Linked DNA regions of Mus musculus: region 2 is linked to region 1. Evidence: chromatin loops called from intact Hi-C (ENCODE). Cell type or tissue: left cerebral cortex. All regions are shown on one strand. Each heading gives the region's core, and the rest is flanking DNA. Links, peaks and the distances in the headings are about the cores only. Region 1 overlaps Gabbr2 (gamma-aminobutyric acid (GABA) B receptor, 2). Region 2 holds the start of Gabbr2 (gamma-aminobutyric acid (GABA) B receptor, 2).

Evidence for each region. Peaks named below come from ENCODE experiments on the same cell type or tissue, not always from the same donor. Only the 100,000 strongest peaks of a DNase experiment are listed, where the experiment ranks them.
Region 2: it touches region 1 in a loop (2.9-fold over the local background); 3 of 42 quality-filtered maps call a loop at or near these places.

What each region holds. Positions count from the first base shown.
Region 1 is chr4:46,856,907-46,861,286 of GRCm38, forward strand. The region is part of intron 2 of Gabbr2 (gamma-aminobutyric acid (GABA) B receptor, 2); the gene reads right to left. It overlaps Gm32208 (a long non-coding RNA gene), which reads left to right. Exons shown (of 4, transcript XR_390546.4): 1 at 1-4,380. Among named protein-coding and RNA genes, the nearest start is that of Gm32208, 9.4 kb to the left of the region's middle. In left cerebral cortex, for the core only: a CTCF peak has its summit at 2,211; a DNase peak (open chromatin) is centred at 2,179; H3K27ac peaks cover 1,457 bases.
Region 2 is chr4:46,987,778-46,992,157 of GRCm38, forward strand. Gabbr2 (gamma-aminobutyric acid (GABA) B receptor, 2) reads right to left here and starts at 3,937. Exons shown (of 19, transcript NM_001081141.2): 1 at 3,331-3,937. The coding sequence starts at 3,648. In left cerebral cortex, for the core only: a CTCF peak has its summit at 2,326 (motif pointing left); DNase peaks (open chromatin) are centred at 740, 1,361, 2,320, 2,704 and 1 more place; H3K4me3 peaks cover 3,584 bases; H3K27ac peaks cover 2,759 bases.

The DNA.
Region 1 (4,380 bases), core at 297-4,296:
ATGGTAAGGCCTTATTGCTGAAGACACCGCCTATAAAACTCACGACCACGGAAAGTCGAGCTGGTGCCTGCCTAAGCCTTCCCCCTACTGACTGGTGTCCATGATACTGGAAGGGACTCTGTAGTCTACAGAGGAGCAAGGTAAGCATTAACCCAGCCATGAGCTCTTCCATCTGCAATGGTGACCCGCGAGATCACTAGTATAACAGTGGCACACGGCTTGTAGGTGTGACCAACCAACATCTGACTAGGTTCAAGGCCCCTCCACGAGATGGAACTCATTCTTGACATTACTTGAGTGGCCAAGAACCTGAGACTAAGTAGACCAGGATCCTTAGGGGAAGCTAAAAATCATTGTTCTGTTAAAGGAATGCGGCAATAAAATGATTTCTAACAACATCCTGCTCTATCAGTCTCCTAGATCAATTTCTTATTCGGCCTTTATAAGAGACTCATACTAGGTAATACCCAGGGCCATACAACGTAGCGAGAGTGAGAGACCTTGGAGACTCTGTTCTAGAGGGGATGCCTCCATCAAGTCTCTCCCCCCAGGGCTCAGGGGACCCTGTGGAAAGGAAAGAGAAGTATTTAAAGTCAGAGGAGATGGAAGACACAAAGGAAACAAGGCCTTCCCAACACAGTAAGACCAAGGCACATTTGAACTTGCAGACACGGAGGTGGCATGCACAGGGTCTGCACAGGTCTAGGCCCGATGTGATCCCAGTGCTAAGGGGGAACTGGACACAAGCCCCATCCCTAACCTAGGAGCTATCTCCAGTTGATAACTGCCCACAAAGGAAACCTTAGTTTTCTCTAATGGAGTCTCACTAGGAATGGAAACTATTCGAGACAGGGTTTCTCTGTGTAGCCCTGGCTGTCCTGGAACTCATTCTGTAGACCAGGCTGGCCTCGAACTCAGAAATCCACCTGCCTCTGTCTCCCAAGTCTGGGATTAAAGGTCTATGCCACCATTGCGTGGCTGCATGTAGACTAATCTTACAGACAGTCACTGTGCCCAACAGTAGATAGCAAACACAATATGATGTCATTGTCTCAGAATGCTTTGTCTGGGCATTTTATTTTGTTTATTTGTTTATTTGTTTATTTATTTATTTGTTTAATTGAACCTTACAGAGCCTTTTCTTTTGTTAGTTTGTTTCATTCTATTCTCAATTGTTTGTTTGTGTGTGTGTGTGTGTGTGTGTGTGTGTGTGTGTGTGTGTGTGTGGTGTATGCTTGCATTCAAACGAAAAAAGAGAGAAAGAAAAGGCATGGATTTGGGTGAGAAAAGAATGGAGAGGAGTTAAAGGTGGAGAAATTGTAATCAGAATATATTGTACACATACATGTATTATGTATATGTATTTGTTTGTTTGTTTGTTTGTTTATTGAGACAGGAGAGCAGGCTGGCCTCTAGCTCACAGAGATCCACATGCCTCCCGAGTGCTGGAATTAAAGGCATCTGGCACTATTCCCAAACATTATAAGTACTCTAAAATTTTTTTCCTGTTGGACTGGGAGCTATCCCTGTGGGTAAACTGCCTGCTGTGCCACTGTGAGGACCCGGGGTTTGGGTCCTCAGGAAGGATGTGACACACAGCAGTAACCAGGATGCTGGGTGGGAGAGACTGGAGAATCCCCGGAGCTAACTGCCCAGACAGTCTAGCCAATCGGTGAGTCGCAGGCTCAGAGAGAGATCCTATCCCAAAAAACAAGGCAGAGAGAGGCTGAGGATGATGCCCAATATCAACCTCTGTCCTCTGTAGGACCAGCACATAGATACATGCAGACACACACACACTTTACTGTCAAATAGAAGCTATATTCCTGAGTGTGTGATATTTCAATGTATAATAGTAGGACCAATTGCCTGTCCCCTGCTTTAAGAAATAGTTCTAATTTATTTATAGACAGTAAATAGCAAAGCCGTTTACTTCTCGCCCTTTAGGAGCTGTCCTGCTCTGTGACATGCTGAGATTCTTAAAATTTCCCTCCCTTTCTCCCACTTTTTACCTTTGTTTTATGTAAATAAGATCACAAAACAAACAGAGCTTTCGCCAACTCTTTGAAGTTTGTTTTTAATAAAAAGGAAAATTGAGGCCATGGGGAACAGCAGAGGCGATCTGGAGCGGGCTAGTGTGGCGGAAGGGCTGAGCTCTGGGTTTCAGCCAAGGCACGCTGAGCCCTGGGGCTGCTTTCTGTCACTTGCAGCTTGGGGCCTCTGGAGGCAGGGTGAGCACGGTCCTGTCTCAAGAACAGGACGAGAGTCACAACAGCAGCAGCTTCAGCTACAGATGGCTTCAGTAAACCCCGGCGTCTGTACTGGACGGTCCACGGGTCAAGCTAGGCAAGTAGGCACCGTCTCCTACCGCTGTGTAAGGACAGTGACCTTCCCCGCTCTCCCCCACCAGGCAGACACGGTTCTTAATCAGCCTTTCTAAATCCTAGCCTGGTGATGGATAAAAGGCGGGTTAATTACAAAAATACTAATGATTATATGACTCTTCTAATTGTGTACAATTAGAATGTATGTCTTTAATTTTCCCTGAAACTTCTGGTAGAGTGTTCCATTTCCCTCACAGCTGTGCAGGTGACAAACTCAGGAAATTAACAAATTGCATTGGAGGCCTCTCAGCTCCCAATACACCTTTACACTCGGCTCTTAGCCGATGTCTTTAGGGGTAACCGAATTCTTGTGCGATCACAGCCGGGAAGCCAATACCTTTTAATTACCACACTGCAGAAATCGTACCTCCTCCTGTCACTTCAGCACCTCTAATTAGTCAATTGGTTGAAATCACAGCCTTGGGATGAGAGGTGTTCAGGGGTGGGGCAGCCCTATTCTTGCAGTAGGAAAGGACGCAGCATCGCCAGTCTCCATGAATGTACCTTTGTTCTTCTAGGTCTCTAGACAAGCTCCTACACATGTGATGAGGCCCACCCACAGACACCTCCTCCAGGGAGTCCTCCCTGCTTTCCTGGTACTGCTCCTACCCTTACTCAGTAGGCACTTGGCAGTGGTGGGTAGTCAGGCCAACATTTTTCATGCCCTATGGGGTCTCCGATGGCTCCCAGTGGAGGAGAGGAAAATATTTCTATACTTTCCGCTGGACAGAAACGCACAGAATGTAGCCACAGAGGCAAGAAAAGCTATTCCTTTGAGGAAGAGGGGGCTGGGCCTAGCTCTTTGAGACTGGCTCAAAGCTCCACATTCTTTTTTTTTTTTTTTTTTTTTGGTTTTTTGAGATAGGGTTTCTCTGTATAGCCCTGGCTGTCCTGGAACTCACTTTGTAGACCAGGCTGGCCTCAAACTCAGAAATCCACCTGACTCTGCCTCCCGAGTGCTGGGATTAAAGGCGTGTGCCAACATACCCAGCAAAGCTCCACATTCTTATGGAGGAGTAGTTCTGAGGAGGACCCACTAATCCAGAGCCCCCAGAAGGACTACAGGTCAGGGGTCATTGGGCACTTCACAGTCCAGGTGCCAGCAACACCTAGGCTCCCAAAGAAAGTGCTATCTAGAGTTCCAGTTTAGCCCCGTGAGCCCAGCACCTCCCACGGGTGAGAGTAGAGACTACAAAACTCCAGGCTGCAGAGATTTGCTTCTTATCACTTCCCAGAGACGGTGGTAGAATCAAGAGAAGAGACTCGCCATGAATGGAGAGGTCATTTGGGGACTGTGACTAGATCCCTGGGTCGAGGCGGGGCTGCAAGAGTTACTGAGCCCTGCTGTGGGCTCTCAGCCTCCAGTTCCAGCCCACTGACACCTACCAGGCCTCAGCCTCCACGGGGCAAAGTCAGAGGACAGATCCCACCCTACCTCTGCAGGGCAGGGCTGAGATCAAGGGGTAGGTTGGCTGGGCAGGTGCTCTACAGAGAAAAATCCTTTGTGTTACAGAAGAAAGTGTGAGCTTTGAGGCCCACAGAGCCTCAAAGAGCCCTGTGTCTGCCGGATGCCATCTGGCCTGCCCTGTCAGGCCTCCTTTCTCACCCCGTCACGCCCACCTTCTTTCCAAGGGAGATGATGCTGTGCTCAGTCCCCAGGAGGAAGCCTCCAGGGTCCTCCCAAACTTCTAGGCCAGGCCAAGAGCGCCATCAATCCGGCTTTACCACGTGGCAGTGCAGTGCGATGCACCTTGTCTACCTTAAAAGACCACAGGGGATGAGCACACCAGTCATGATGGGAGGAACGCCTTTCCCTATCAGAGGTCGTAACTCCTGTGTGCATGACGGTTAGCCCAACCCCTGGACACTCCTGAGACTTGACTCTGCATCACACCCTTCTTCTCTGTACAGACAATGAATTAGCCAATCGCATTAGATTACGATGAGGTAGAGCTCCCATGAGACACCACCTGGGCTAAAATAAAATCCAAGCAAA
Region 2 (4,380 bases), core at 161-4,160, 130 kb after region 1:
GGATTGCTTTCAAACACAGGGCAGAGAATCTGACACTCCAAAGGCTGCTCCCAGCTTTTTCTTATGGTGGGAGCTTCAAAGCCTCCACATAGCTTCTGGCTCTTCCTCTTGTCTACACTTTCAGTGCCTTGCTTGTGTTTTTATTACACAAGTCCTCTTGGAATCCATACACAAGTGTTTGCTGAAGTGATGCAATGCTCCACCAAAGAAACCGAAGTCCGACCACCCCGTGATCTGTTGTGATGCCCCATCGGCAGACAGAGGCCTTGAACGTTCTGGGCTGAGCTTGGAATACCTGTTACTAGAGACGCTGGTACAGGCTCAAGGCCTGCCTGAGCTGCAGAGTGAATTCAATACCATCTTGGGCAGCTTATGGAGACTATCTCAAAATAAAGATGTAGGAAGAGATCTGGGGATATAATTGGCCAAACCTTTGGCTTCTGGGTTGGATCCCCAGTATTGCAAAAAGGAAACCAGGAAGTTCTACTGCCTGTCTCATCACAGAAGAGGCTCAACCAACATAAATACATGAGGAGGTAGGCTGGCCTGGGAGAGCAGATAAACTATGCCTTGCTGTATCTTTCACCCTTTTTACAGGCGGTGTGGACCAAGGTCCATCCTGCCTTCCTTTAGTTACTGGCCAATGAGGCTATGACTGACAGCCAATGTCAACAAAGCCAGGCAAGATTAGCCCATCACACCAACCCTGCATTCAAGTCTTCTGACAGGAGCAGCAGACGGTGAGGAGGCAGCTCTCTGAGTCCACAAACACAGCCTTGCGCTAACAGGGGCTACTCACTCACTCAGAAGTGGCAAATGCCTTTCAGATTGCCCTGCATCTGCTGCCAGTTCCCAGACTGATTTTCCCTTCAGTCCAGCTCAGAGAAAACTTTAAAGACAGGTTAGTGGGGGGGGGGGGGTGAGGGGGAGTAATTATAGTTCCTGGGCACTCTCCCAAATGTGATACTTCATGCACGAGGTGATATATTGACTGTCAGCCAGAATTCTCTTTTCTGGTAGTAACCTCCCTGACTCTCTTAAAGACTGTAAGGCCAAGCAGGAGAAAGAAGCATTCTTAATATTTTAGCAGTGACTGACTTATCCCACCTAAAGCCATAGTGTCTCACTGGTGAATCCACACCAAATGGAAGTGCAGGAAGGGAGGCAGTTATTTATTGAGTGCTTACAGCGTGCCAGACAGAGTGCTGGCAGTGGAGCCTGCTGGCATCTCTCTGTAAGCCCCTGGACGCCATCCGACAGAGGATGGCTAACCACTCTGCTCTTGAGATCTGAACACCTGCATTTAGAGGCATTAGAGATTAAGTGTCCAATTCAAGGTCATGGGTGGGCGGGGTCAGGAGGTCAGAGGGATAACCTATTTCTGCAGTGTTCAACCCTAAGCCCCAGATCAGGTACAGTTGACATTAGAGGGAAACCCAGTGCTGTGCCTGAAATATTCCCACCAACCAAAGCTCCTCTGACTGCCTCATCCTCTTGACTTTGGGTCCTCTCACTCAGAAAGCCACCAAGACACACTTGAGAAAAAAAATGTAAAAGCGTTGGCCCACACCCTGCAACCAAGCGCCCATCCCTCTGCTACCACAAATGGACTAATGAGAAACTTCTCAGGAAGCATTCGAAAAGGTTTTACAAGACATAGTGAAGATGTATACAGGGCAGCCCTGTCTACAATTGCTTTTGTCTTCTAAGAACCGGCCTGTCCCTGTCCCTGTCCCTTCCAGAATATGGGTGGAAGCCACATGAAAGTGTGCCAAGGATATATGCCTCTGCATAAATGCATACCCATCTCAATGTGCTTGTGCCAGACAGGTACCCCTAAAGAACTTGAAACACTGAGGGGGGAGGGAGAAAAAAGGAGGTCGTCAGGAACGTCAATCGAAAGTGATTTCACACACGGTTAGCCCTGTACAGCCACCCAGTGTGCCTCTTCCCGAGGCAGAGGAGCCTCTCTGCCTGCAGCAACCTGAGCTCACCGTTACCAACTGCCACCAATTCCTTCACCTTTTATTTACAGAGCAGAACAGCAGGCTGCTTCACTGGTGAAGCGGGGGAGGCGGGGAATGAGATACAATCTACATTATGCTCTTTTCCGGGAGGGGGTATAAAAAAGGGGTCAGGCAGGGGAAGAAGCCAAGCCCAGGTTACACCACCAGGGGGATGCTCCTTTCTTGAGGAGTCTGCCCGGGAGCTCCAGCAAAGGTGCGCTGGGGGAGCCCGGGAAGCAAGGGTCCAGAGCTCGCCCTGGCTTTGCTGGGAGAGATGCAAGAGGCGCCAACAGAGCTCTCAGTAAAGGAAATCACTGCCCCCTTCAGGCCGAATCTTATCTCTCGAGGCTGCGGACCGGAGAGTAGGGGCTCCCTGGGTCCGGAAAAACTCGCAAACCCGTCCTTATTCCTGATCGCTCTTCCAGGCCCTCTCTTCGTCCTAGCCTCAGAGTGGGCAGTCAGGGTCTGAGCTGAGGCTCCTTGGAAACCTAGACATGAGGGCGTGAGATCGGGGTTTGGGATGGAAAGGTCTTGGTTCTCCAGCTCTGCTCAGAAAAGAAGGCCAGAGGGGAACCCTCTGCCACACTCCAAGTCTAGGCTCCCACGACACGAACGCCTCAAGTGTGCACCTGCTCAGCGGTGTTAGCAGCTGCTGAACAAAAGTGGAAGCGCGATCGGACACCACCACACGTCCCGGGCTAGACCTGTCAAGCCACTCTATGAGCAACTAACCCAAGGCGGGGAGAGGGGGAAGGGGAGTCTCCCAAAACTGCTCCAGCTACTGCCAGCGCTGGACAGATCCAGGCAGCAGCGCTGCAGAACCCTCCGGGCTCCGAGGCTGACCGTGGCGCGCGCGAGCCCTGAGCTGCAGAAGTGCACCACAGGATCGGTCCTGCCCGAAGCTTGGCCCCCGAGGGTCCTGGAGCCCTCTAGCCCTAAAAGGGCGGCTTGGAATTTTTAGGGTCTGGGAATAGGCCCCATAGCCTGTCCAGCTGTGGCTGGCCCAGTTTGTAATCAGTGTGCGTGTTCCTCTTACTTGGCACCTGACAACCCTAGGAGCAGCACCGGACAGGGGCAACCGGCGCAGGCCTCTGGGAGTCCAACCTCTCACATCTCTAACTCCTCCTCTGGTCAAAGGAGACCCCCATTCCACACCCACACAGAGGTGGAAGGTGCTCACAGATCAGGGTCCCACCTGCTCCAGCCAAGCCCAGTGAGACCCTGATGGACCCAGTACGCGGTCAGCCAGCGAGGAGGAGACAATCACGGCTCTGTCCCTCCTCGACGCCCCCAGCCTCGACGGCATGGGTCACTGGACACTTACCTCGGTGTCGTAGAGTCGCAGGTCCAGGAAGTAGGGGCGCAGGAGTGACTCGTTGCGGATCTGCTCGATGGCTAGCTCCACGGCGGGGAGCACGCCGCGCCCGATGCTGCCCTTGGCCACCTCCTTGGTGAGCGGCATGAGGCCCATGATGGAGAGCGGCGGGCTGCTGGGCGGCGGCCGGGGGGCGCCCCGCGCCCAGCCCCAGGCCCCGGGAGCCAACGACAGCAGCAACGACAGCAGCAGGGGCAGCAGCAGGCGCGCGGGCGGCGGCGGTGGCGGCGGCGGCCGGGGCTGCCCGGAGCTCGGCGGGGAAGCCATGCCGCGCCGCGGGCTGCGGGCGCCAGCTCACTCGGCCCGCATGGCCTGGCCCGGCCCGCCGCCCGGCGCCGAGCTCTGCCCGCGGCTCCCGCGCAATGGCGCCGGCACGGGCCCCGGCTCGGCTCCGGCTTCTGCTCGCTCAGAACGGCCGCGGCGGCGGCGGCGGCGCCCGTGACGGATCAATCACGCCGGGAAGGGGTGGGAGCCAGCGGAGTGCGGGAGGCGGGGAGCCAACGAGCGAGCGAGCGAGCGAGCGCCGAGGGGGCCGAGTCTCCGCGCGCCTCTCTCCAGCGCGGCCGCCCCGCACCCGGCCGCCTCCTCCCGCCTCCGTGCGCGATCGCAGCTCTTTCCTGCTCGGAGCCGCGGGACGTCGGACCCTGGAGCCCGGCCAGGGGAGGGAGGGCGGCAGGAGGCTCGGGAGGCGAAGGCAAGGCTGCTGAGCGGCGGCTCGGGCCGCCTCCGGGGACAGGGACGGGCCGTGCGCGCCGGGGGAGGGGGAGGCGCCGGCGCTGCGGCTGCCGCGGGGAGGGCCGTGCTCCCGGCACACGCACACTCGCGCCCCGGGCGCTGCGCCGCGCCGGCTGCTGCGGCCGGCTGACCCCGCCGCCGGGGACTGAGCTCCAGAGCCCCACGTTCGGGGGAATCGAAGCTGCTATGCGCGGGGGACGCGGGCGCCTCGCCTTGCGCTTCCTGTAGCACCTGCAAGGTGGTTGGGTACTGCTTCTCCCAGGT